2 separate regions of the Homo sapiens genome follow, and region 2 is linked to region 1. The links are chromatin loops, found by intact Hi-C in ENCODE. Cell type or tissue: heart right ventricle. All regions are shown on one strand. Each heading gives the region's core, and the rest is flanking DNA. Links, peaks and the distances in the headings are about the cores only.

What was found. Hi-C counts contacts between places; a loop is a spot of excess contacts. Peaks named below come from ENCODE experiments on the same cell type or tissue, not always from the same donor. Only the 100,000 strongest peaks of a DNase experiment are listed, where the experiment ranks them.
Region 2: a loop joins it to region 1, with 12 times the contacts of the local background. A loop is called at or near these places in 1 of 110 quality-filtered maps.

What each region holds. Positions count from the first base shown.
Region 1 is chr5:150,419,524-150,424,900 of GRCh38, forward strand. LOC124901106 (a long non-coding RNA gene) reads left to right here and starts at 2,536. Exons shown (of 2, transcript XR_007058994.1): 1 at 2,536-2,683; 2 at 3,084-4,822. In heart right ventricle, for the core only: no CTCF peak of the experiment used is centred there; no DNase peak of the experiment used is centred there.
Region 2 is chr5:149,584,256-149,589,632 of GRCh38, forward strand. The region is part of intron 1 of ARHGEF37 (Rho guanine nucleotide exchange factor 37); the gene reads left to right. Among named protein-coding and RNA genes, the nearest start is that of ARHGEF37, 5.4 kb to the left of the region's middle. In heart right ventricle, for the core only: no CTCF peak of the experiment used is centred there; no DNase peak of the experiment used is centred there; H3K27ac peaks cover 3,601 bases.

The sequences.
Region 1 (5,377 bases), core at 130-5,129:
TTGCTTTTGTCACTAAAATGACCATAGGTTGTTTTAAGTGTAAATCTACAAGAACAAAGAGAACAGGAGATGAGAAAACAATAGAATTTGAGAAGCAGGAAAGCAGGTGAGCAAGTGTTAAGTCCCTTAGTAGACCCCAAAAAAACTGCATCCTAAACCTGCGGCTAGAAAAGCTGAGAAGCCACGTAGTTAGGTGGCAGAACAGACTCAGGAACTGGTGTGTCGGGTACCTGGGTGGTGAGTAGAGGTGGGACTAAAAAGAGGAAGGTAGTTTGGAAGTCTGTTTCTGAGGCAGTGAGATACCCACGCCCTCTCCCTCCCCGAGGGCCACCCGTCCCCCTCCTTGAGGGACAATTGCAAGTGTCTTTCCCAGACAAATAAAGAACGTGAGCCTGGTACTGAAGCTGAGAGGCCCAGTGTTCTCCCCTACCCACAGTGTGAAAGCCAGGCCTTCACCCAAGCCACAGCCTGGAGGAAGCTTCTCTGTGGAGCATGACCATCCCAGGAAAAAAAGGCCTCAGGACTCTGACACTGGGAATTTCCTGATGAAACAACTCAACCAGAATACCCTATAGGAAGCCCTTGGTGGATAAGTCCTACTCATGGGTCACAGCTGTCTTAGACAATCAGGTTTTTTAGATAATCCAGAATCCTGGGACATCTAAAGAAAGCCTTTAACATAAAAGAGAGTGAACAAAACAACCACACAGAAAAAAAAAAAAAAGCACTATGGAGGAAATGAACTGTCATTAATAGCCCTAGGGAGAAAAAGGAGGATACTGCACCCATGAAACAAGAATAGGATGCTATAAAAGTATAAGTAGTATAGAAGAACAAAGCATAGCTCTTGAAGATTTAAAATATGAGGGCAGATATTAAACAGTCAATAGATGGAAGATAAAGTGTTTTTTTAAAATCTCCCAAAGTGTGGACCACAAAGATAAATTTAAAAATCAGACAGAAAAGATAAGAGAATTAAACACCAGTCCAGGAGGCCCAACAGCCAAATACCAAGTTCCAGAAATAGAGAACAGAAAATATAGAGGGGAAGAAATCATCAGTGAAATAAGTCAATACATTTTCCAGAACTCAAGGACATAAATTTCCAAACTGAAGAGGCCCAGTGAGCACTGAGGACAAGGTGTGAAAGCAATTTCACAGCAAGGGATGCTGTTGTGAAGTTTCAGCAAAATAAGAACAAAGAGAAGATTCTGCAAATTTCCAGAAAGGAAAAATCAAGACAGATACAAAGGATTAGGAATCAGAAGATTAGGAATCAGAATGACTTTAGAGTTCTTTCTTTTTTTCTCTCTCTCTTTCTTTCTTTTTTTGAGATGGAGTCTTGCTCTGTACCCAAGGCTGGAATACAGTGGCGCAATCTCAGCTCACTGCAACCTCTGCCTCCCATGTTCAGGTGATTCTCCTGCCTCAGCCTCCCAAGTAGCTGGGATTACAGGCACCCACCACCACCACTGGCGAAGTTTTGTATTTTTTTTTTTAGTAGAGATGGGGTTTCACAATGTTGGCCAGGCTGGTCTCAAACTCCTGACTTCAGATGATCCACCTGCCTTGGCCTCCCAAAGTGCTGGGATTACAGGCGTGAGCAACCATGCCCAGCTGAAAAAGTTTTAAATTGGGTAGGCGGTTTGGGGACGGAGATGGAAAAAAAAATTTTTTTTAAGTTTGAAACTGATGTAAAGAGGATGGTGAAGATCTGCTACTCATTTTACAGCAAATCTTGTAGAACTATTTGATTCTTGTTTGCTTGTTTGAGGCGGAGTCTCACTCTATAGCGCAGGCTGGAGTGCAGTGGAGCGATCTCGGCTCACTGCAGCCTCTGCCTCCTGGGTTGAAGTGATTCTCCTGCCTCAGCCTCCTTAGTAGCTGGGACTACAGGCTCGTGCTACCATGCCAGGCTAATTTTTTTGTGTTTATAATAGAGACAGGGTTTCACCATGTTGACCAGGCTGGTCTTGAACTCCTGACCTCAGGTGATCTGCCCGCCTCAGCCTCCCAATGTGCTGGGATTACAGGCGTGAGCTACTGCACCCGGCCTGATTCTTTAGACTATGTGAATTTACAACTTCAATACAAGGTAAAACTAAATTTATAGTTTTTTTTGTTTTGGGGTGTGTGTGTGTGTGTGTGTGTGTGTGTGTGTGTGTGACGGAGTCTCACTGTGTCACCAGGCTGGAGTGCAGTGGCGTGATCTCAGCTCCCTGCAACCTCTGCCTCCTGAGTTCAAGCGATTCTCTTGCCTCAGCCTCCTGAGTAGGTGGGATTACAGGTGCCTACCACCATGCCCGGCTAATTTTTGTATTTTCATAGAGACGGGGTTTCACGATGTTGGTCAGGCTGGTCTCCAACTCCTGACCTCAAATGACCTGCCCACCTCGGCCTCTCAAAGTGCTGCGATTATAGGCGTGAGCCACCGCGCCCAGCCTAAATTTAAAATAAAGGGAATAATGCATCACAGTCACTAGATTCTAAACCAATGGTGATAGAATGGCAGTCCGAACTCTTTTCTCTGTGCAGCAGTTTCAGGACACAGCTGAGGGAAATCCCACGGTCATCCTGCCCGTGCCCTTGGAGGTTAGAGACTGATGCCAGCCAAGAGGGAGGGTCCCAAGACTGAGTTTCCCAGAGGGCGTGGACAATGGCTCCCTGCATCTTTCCTTACAGGGTAAGAAGTCCCAGTTTCTCACTTGTCACACAGGCTCCACCGCCCAGGGAAGGAGCCTTGTCCCACCTACCCCTGACCACAGGAGGAGGGAGACAGAGTAACAGGAAGCAGTGGAGCTTGGATGCCACACCCTGATGGGGAGATGGAGTAAGGTGGAACCCAGCTCCACAGAGTTTCATACAGAGAAAGTATGACTTAGAGAGGGGAAAGGAACTGGCCCAAGGTCACACAGCAAGGTCCCCAGAACTGGAACTGTTCTGCAGTTTGCATGAGTGTGAAAAACAAAAGAACTTGAGGCAGACTGCCTGGGGCCACATCCCAGCTTCCAAATGGCTGGTTTCAGGGCTGGAGATGGGGGAATGCAGGTGATGCTGAGACATCTCTGTTTTTTTCTTTCCAGAAAGCCAAGAAGTTCTCAAAGACTCCTGGGGCTTGAAAGAAGGACCCAGGAGCCAACTTGAAGGGGCACCGCCAGCCAGATACGGAACAATGCCAGCCTCAATAAGAATAATTTGGCCAGGCCTGGTGGTTCATACCTGTAATTCCAGCACTTCAGGAGGCTGAGGCGAGAGGATTGCTTGAGCCCAGGAGTTCAAGACCAGCCTGGGCAACATAAGAACCCTGTCTCTACAAAAAATTTAAAAATTAGCAAAAGCGTGGTGGTGTACACATGTAGTGCCAGCTACTTGGGAGGTTAAGGTGGGAGGATGGCTTGAGCCCAGGAGGTTGAGGCTGCAGTGAGCTGTGATTGCATCATCACACTCCAGACTAGGCAACCGAGCAAGAGACCCTATCTCAAAATAATAATAATAATAGTAATAATAATTTGTCCTGCCTCTTTAGAAGGAGCTGTAGTTCAATCCCAGTTGATGAGAAAAAAACTCTTCTTTACAGAAGAGTGCAAGCTTCTTGCATTTCTGCAGAAGAAAAGACAGAAATAGAAAATCATCTTGTTGTAACCCTTCGTAAAATAATTGATCAATAATTGATCGTATAATAATTGACAGGATTATCCAGGGAGTCAGAACCCTGGGATGAAAGGCTGGGGGAGGACAGAACAGTCACATGCCAAAGAGTCCACCTGAAGCCTCTTGCTGGTTGCCAAAGGGGAGAGGTGTTTTACAGTAGTAAAAAATGGTGCAGTCTTGCTGTCACCACCTCAGACAAGTGATCAAATTTAGCATCATCAATAGTGGAACAATCTGACATGTGTCTCTGGATGGGATATAATAATAATAATACTCAGCATGAGCTGGGCAGTATCTTTACTAAAGATTGTTAACCTGAATCTGCCTTTTTTTTTTTTTTCTGAGACAGAGTCTCACTCTGTCACCCAGGCTGAAGTGCAGTGGGGTAATCTTGGCTTACTGCAACCTCCTTGCCTCCCTGGCTCAAGCAATCCTCCCACCTCAGCCTCCCAAGTAGCTGGGAGCACAGGCATGCAGAGCCACACCTGGCTTTTTTTTTGGGGGGGTGGTGGGTATTTTTAATAGAGACAGGGTCTCGCCATGTTGCCCGGGCTGGTCTCAAACTGTTGACCTCATGATCCTACCACCTTGACCTCCCAAAGTTCTGGGATTGCCGACGTGAGCCACAACGCCCAGCCTGAATCTGGCTTTGGACCTAAACTCCAGTTTAGAGTCAATACAGGGGGTAGAAGAACAAGTTAAATAACACCATGAAGAAACAATCAGATATATCCAGGGACAGCCTATAAGATAACACCTGCTGCCAGGCACGGCGGCTCACGCCTGTAATCCTAGCACTTTGGGAGGCCGAGGTGGGCGGATTGCCTGAGCTCAGGAGTTCGAGACCAGCCTGGGCAACACAGTGAAACCCCGTCCCTACTAAAATACAAAAAATTAGCCGGGCATGGCAGTGTGCACCTGTAGTCCCAGCTACTCAGGAGACTGAGGCAGGAGAGTTGCTTGAACCCGAGAGGTGAGGTTGCAGTGAGCCGAGATCGCGCCACTGCACTCCAGCCTCGGTGACAGAGCGAGACTCCGTCTCCAAAAAAAAAAGATAACACCTGCATTCTCCAAAGAATCAATGTCACAAAAAAAGGTGTATGTGTGTAGATACATGGGGATCTGTATTTTAAAGGATTTAAAAAACAATAAACCAAATGCAATTTGTAAATCTTTGTAAGATGTACGATTTGAAAAAAACAAGTATAAAAGATTTTTTTTTTTTTTTTGAGACGGAGTCTGGCTCTGTCGCCCAGGCTGGAGTGCAGTGGCGCAATCTCAGCTCACTGCAAGCTCCGCCTCCCAGGTTCACGCCATTCTCCTGCCTCAGCCTCCCGAGCAGCTGGGACTACAGGCGCCCGCCACTACGCCCGGCTAATTTTTGTATTTTTAGTAGACACAGGGTTTCACCGTGTTAGCCAGGATGGTCTCGATCTCCTGACCTCATGATCCGCCCGCCTCGGCCTCCCAAAGTGCTGGGACTACAGGCTTGAGCCGCCGCGCCCGGCCGTAAAGATTTTTTTAAAAGCAGGGAAATTTGAATATCAGATGGACATTTGGAAATTGTTATTGATCTTCTTAGGTATGATAATGAAGTTTTAGTCTGGTAGGAGAATTTTTTTAGGAGATGAGGCTGAAGTACTTGGAGGTAACATGACATGATGTTTGAACTTATTTTCACATTGTTTAGAGAAGAGAGAGAGAGTGGCCGGGTGTGGTGGCTCAT
Region 2 (5,377 bases), core at 276-5,275, 840 kb before region 1:
GAACTGGGGAAATATGGCTAAGGACAAACAGCTGCTGTTTGATTTGGGTTAAGACACATACCACCTGTCCTTTCCATGTATTTATAAAGGGGAGTTTTTCCTCCAGGAAAGAGAGAGAGAATGTGTATGTCTGTCTGCGTATGGGAGAGGGGATGTCTGTTGCTGTCTTTCCGCCTCACTTCCAATCATTTATTTATCAACACAGAGAAGTCCTTTTCTGTAAGCACAGTGACTTGGAAAATTCCTTCCCTTTTTGGCTCTGTGGCTCTATTTTGTTTCACAGTAGTTTCTAAAATATTGGGATGTTTTTTCTAATTTTGACTATAAACTGTTCTTTATATGTTTCTTTTCTTTTTCTTTTTTTTTTCTCTTGAGATGGAGTCTCGCTCTGTCGCCCAGGCTGGAGTGCAATGGCATGATCTCTGCTTACAATAACCTCCACCTCCTGGGTTCAAGTGATTCTCCTGCCTCAGCCTCCTGAGTAGCTGGGATTGTAGCTGGGATTACAGGCATGTGCCACCACTTCTGGCTAATTTTTGTATTTTTAGTAGAGACAGGGTTTCACCATGTTGGCCAGGCTGGTCTTGAACTCCTGAGCTCAGATGATCTGCCTGCCTTGGCCTCCCAAAGTGCTAGGATTACAGGCATGAGCCACCATGCCCGGCCTTCTTTATATGTTTCTATATTGTTTATTTAGTTATATAATGAGCAAGAGCCTCTTTCATTATTTAAACAATTTTTCTAAATGTTGTCCAAAGAATATATATGGGTGGCAAATAACCACTTGAAAAGATACTCAAGATCATTACTCATTAGGGAAATGCACATTAAAACCACAGTGAAATATCACTTCATAACTATTAGGATGGCTAAAATGAAAAGATTGGCTCTACCAGATGTTGACCAGAAGGTAGAGGAACTGGATCTCTTATATACCATTGGTTGCAATGTAAAATGGTACAACTACTTTCAAAAAGATCTTAGTTAAATACACACTTAACTTATAAAGTTAAATATACACTTATCATGTTATCCGGAAACTTCACTCCTAGGTCCAGCTTTATTGTAATAGTGAAACGGGAAACAAACAGTTGTTTATTCAGTGTGTGAAGAGACAAATTGTGGTATATCCATATAACAGAATTCTGCTAAGCAATGGAAAGTAACGATGTATTGATACATGCTTCCATACGAATGGATCTCAAAATAATTTTTCTGAAAGAAAGCCCCAGGCAAAAAACACTACATAGTGCATACTGTATTATTTATTTATTTATTTAGAGACGGATTCTTGCTCTGTTGCCCAGGCTGGAGTGCAGTGGCGTGATCTTGGCTCACTGCAACCTCCGCCTCCTGGGTTCTAGCGAGTCTCCTGCCTCAGCCTCCCAAGTAGCTGGGATTACAGGTGTCTGCCACCACGCCCAGCTAATTTTTTGTATTTTTAGTAGAGACAGGATTTCATCATGTTGGCCAGGCTGGTCTCGAACTCCTGACCTCAAGTGATCCGCCTGCCTTGGCCTTCCAAAGTGCTCGGATTACAAGTGTGAGCCACTGTGCCTGGCCTGTATTTTTCATTTTACATAAAATTCAAAGGGAGTTGCTATTCCATACCTGAACTCAAACTTTTTGGTGGCTTCCAAGAAGAACCAAGAGTTGTGTATGACCATATCAGTCTAACTCCAGTTGCAACAATGTCATTGACAATTTGATATTTATTCTGCCAGTGTTTGCCCATGTCTTTCATTCATTAATTCAATTAATTGAGCACCAACTAAATGCTAGATCTAGAGTAAACACTAGGTAATGCACTGATGAATAATAGACACATGATCCCTGCCCTCATGGAGTTTCCATTATTTTGAATGAAACTCTGAGTCATACAACAAATAGAATAAACAAAATAATTATCATGGGAAAGGAGTGGTTCTTTTGAAGTGTGATGGAAATCAGTGATAGACTTGTCTGGGTTTCAAGCAGAGAAGTAAAGTGACAAATTTTATGTTTTTCTGTTTTTTGTTTTTGTTTTTGAGATGGAGTCTTGCTCTGTTGCTCAGGTTGTGCAGTGGCACAATCTCAGCTCACTGCAACTTCTGCCTCCCAGTTTCAAGTGATTCTCCTGCCTCAGCCTCCCGAGCTGGGACTACAGGCATGCACCACCATGCCTGGCTAATTTTTCTTTTAATTTTCAGTAGAGATGGGTTTTCACCATGTTGGCCAGGCTGGTCTCGAACTCCTGACCTCAGGTGATCCACCTGCCTCGGCCTCCCGAAGTGCCGGGATTACAGGTGTGATCCACCATGCCCAGCCCAATTTTATGTTTTTGAAAGACCACTCCACTCTGATGCTGTGTATCCAGTCAGGAAGCTGTTGTACCAGTCCAGGAGAAAGGTGGTGGAGGTTTAGACCCAGATGGTCTCAGAGTTGGAAAGCACAAATTAGTAGATATCTTTAATAAAACAAAACAGAGCCCAGAGGTGGACACTGATCAACACTCTTTGAATTTAGTAGTTTTATCACTTTTTAGTCCTTATTACTGTCCTGTCTCTGCCCTCTACACCAGCCTCCACCACTGCCTCTTATTCCATACATGTAAGTATGTCACAAGAGACTGACAACACCTTCCTGGTCCAGATACACTGGACTACAGCATTCCTTTGATCTACTGATCTAGTTGACTGTCAGTAAGAGAATGAGGAAACTCTGGCATGACCAGTTTTTATTAAATTAGCCTATGCTGACTCCAGATGATCTCTGTTTCCCTTTCTAAGGGCTAATGAACTATTTGTTGTAATCAAGTGGCAGAAATCCAGCTCAGAGTGGCTTAGGGAAAAGGGGGATGAGGAATAAAAATGTATTCACTCATATGAAAAAGGCAATCAGTCTCTATCATGGCTGAAATGAGTCATGCCATCATTTCAGTCTCTCTCTCAGTCTCTCAGCTCTGTTTCTATGGTATTAGTCTTATTCTCAGTAAGGCTCTGATATATAGTTCTTCTTATTACTATGATTAGCTGTTTATGGCACCTGCTTAAATATTATGCATCTAGATCGGCCATGTGTCTTTAGACAACTTCATACATCTGATCAATGGTAATGCTACCCTTTCCATCTTAACAATAATAGAAGCAAAAAACCACAGCTACTATAATTGAGAGTTTACCATGTACCAGGCACTCTATTAAATATTTTACTTGGATTATCTTAGGAAATCTTATAACAACCCTGTAAGAAAGGTTATATAAATATCCTAGGAAAGCCAGCTAATGGATTGCAGAATCAGCATTTGAAATGACATTTTTCTGGCTCCAGGGCCTGGGCTCCTAACCTTCACCACACCTCTCACAATCAATCTTTAGGACTAAGAAGAGGAAAGCACTGCCACCAAATAGTGTGCCTCTCTCTTACTTTTTCTGAACATCAGTCTTAAAATATGCTTGGTAGTGATAGTAGGGATGGGACTTTGGAAGTTATCCTTATAATTTTGTTGATTCCAGCTCTTTTGGGGGTTTTAGAGTTCTGGAAGCTCTTTGTACAGGATCCTCCCTTCTGACTATGGTGTCTATCTTTATAAACCAGGCTTGGTAGCCAGGGTCCCTATGTGCACATTCTTGTTTCTGTAGGTCTTCCCTCCCTTTAGTCTTTTTTTTTTTTTTTTTTTGGAGACAAAGTCTCACTCTGTCGCCCAGGCTGGAGTGCAGTGGCATGATCTCAGCTCAGTGCAACCTCCGCCTCCTGGGTTCAAGCGATTCTCCTGCCTCAGCCTCCTGAGTAGCTGGGATTACAGGCGTGTGCCACCACTCCTGGTTAATTTTTTTGTATTGTTAGTAGAGACAGGGTTTCACCATGTTGGTCAGGCTGGTCCTGAACTCCTGACCCCGTGATCTGCCCGCCTTGGCCTCCCAAAGTGCTGGGATTACAGGCGTGAGCCACGGTGCCCGGCCTTTTTGTTTGTTTGTTTGTTTGTTTGTTTGTTTGCTTTGAGACAGAATCTTGCTCTGTCAGATTTTCTTTCTTACAGGGTTGTTATAAGATTTCTTAAGATAATCCAAGTAAAATATTTAATAGAGTGCCTGCACTCCATGCCAGGCTGGAGTGCAGTGGCATGATCTCAGCTCACAGCAACCTCTGCCTCCAAGGTTCAAGCAATTTTTGTGTCTCAGCCACCCAAGTAGCTGAGATTACAGGCGTGTGCTACCACGCCTGGCTAAGTTTTCATATTTTTTAGCAGAGATGGGGTTTTGCCATGTTGGCCAGGCTGGTCTCGAACTCCTGGCCTCATGTGATCTGCCCGCCTGACCTTCCAAAGTGCTGGGATTATGGGCATGAGCCACCATGCCCGGCCCCTTTATTCTTCAACAGGGTCCTTTGCTCTCATGATGTCTGAGCTTCACCTTTGACAGCTTTCTATGAACCATTCCTGGAGTCTGAGACCAGATTGTTTTCCTTTTTCCCCCCTTCCTTAAATGTTTAAATGGGCTCCTCCTGGGAGTAAGAAAGGGAAAGAAAAAAAATTAAAAATAAATAAATAAAATGGCTCCCCTTTAAAGCCTTGGGCAGCTAGCTGATGGATCCTCAACTTTCCCTGCCCAGACATTTTATCTTCTGAAAGAACTTTCAAATGATAATTTCACTTTCCCCAGGGATCAGCTTAGTTCCATTTTTCCATTCAGTTCCTCCAATTGGTCAAAACTAGGCCAGGCTCAGTGGCTCATGCCTGTTATCCCAGTGCACTAGGAGGCCAAGATGAGAGGATCACTTGAGGCCAGGAGTTAGAGACCAGCCTCGGAAACAAGTGAGACCCTGTCTCTACAAAAAGTTAGAAAATTAGCTGGGTATGGTGGCACATGTCTGTAGTCCCAGCTATGTGGGAGGATTGCTTGAGCCCAGGATTGCATCACTGTGCTCCAGCCCTGGGTGACAGAGTGAGATCCTGTCTCTTAAAAAAAAAAAAAGTTTTGAATATTGTTTCCTCTTGTTACTTTTCTCTCTTGAAAGGGATTAAATAATCAGGATGCCCATATCATTTTTTAAAAGTTTTATTATGTTTTTAATTGACACATAATGTTTTATTAATTAATTAATTAATTTATAAGACAGGATCTCACTCTGTTGTCCAGGCTGGAGTGCAGTGGCATGATCACTGTTCACTGTAGCCTCAACTTCCAGAGTTCAAGCGATCTTCCCACCTCAGCATTCCAAGTAGCTGGGACTACAGGCATGCACCACCATGCCTGGCTAATTTTTTGTTTTGTTTTGTTTTTGAAACACAGTTTCCCTCTTGTTGCCCAAGCTGGAATGCAGTGGCGAGATCTCAGCTCGCTGCAACCTCTGCCTCCCAGGTTCAAGTGATTCTCCTGCTTCAGCCCCCCGAGTAGCT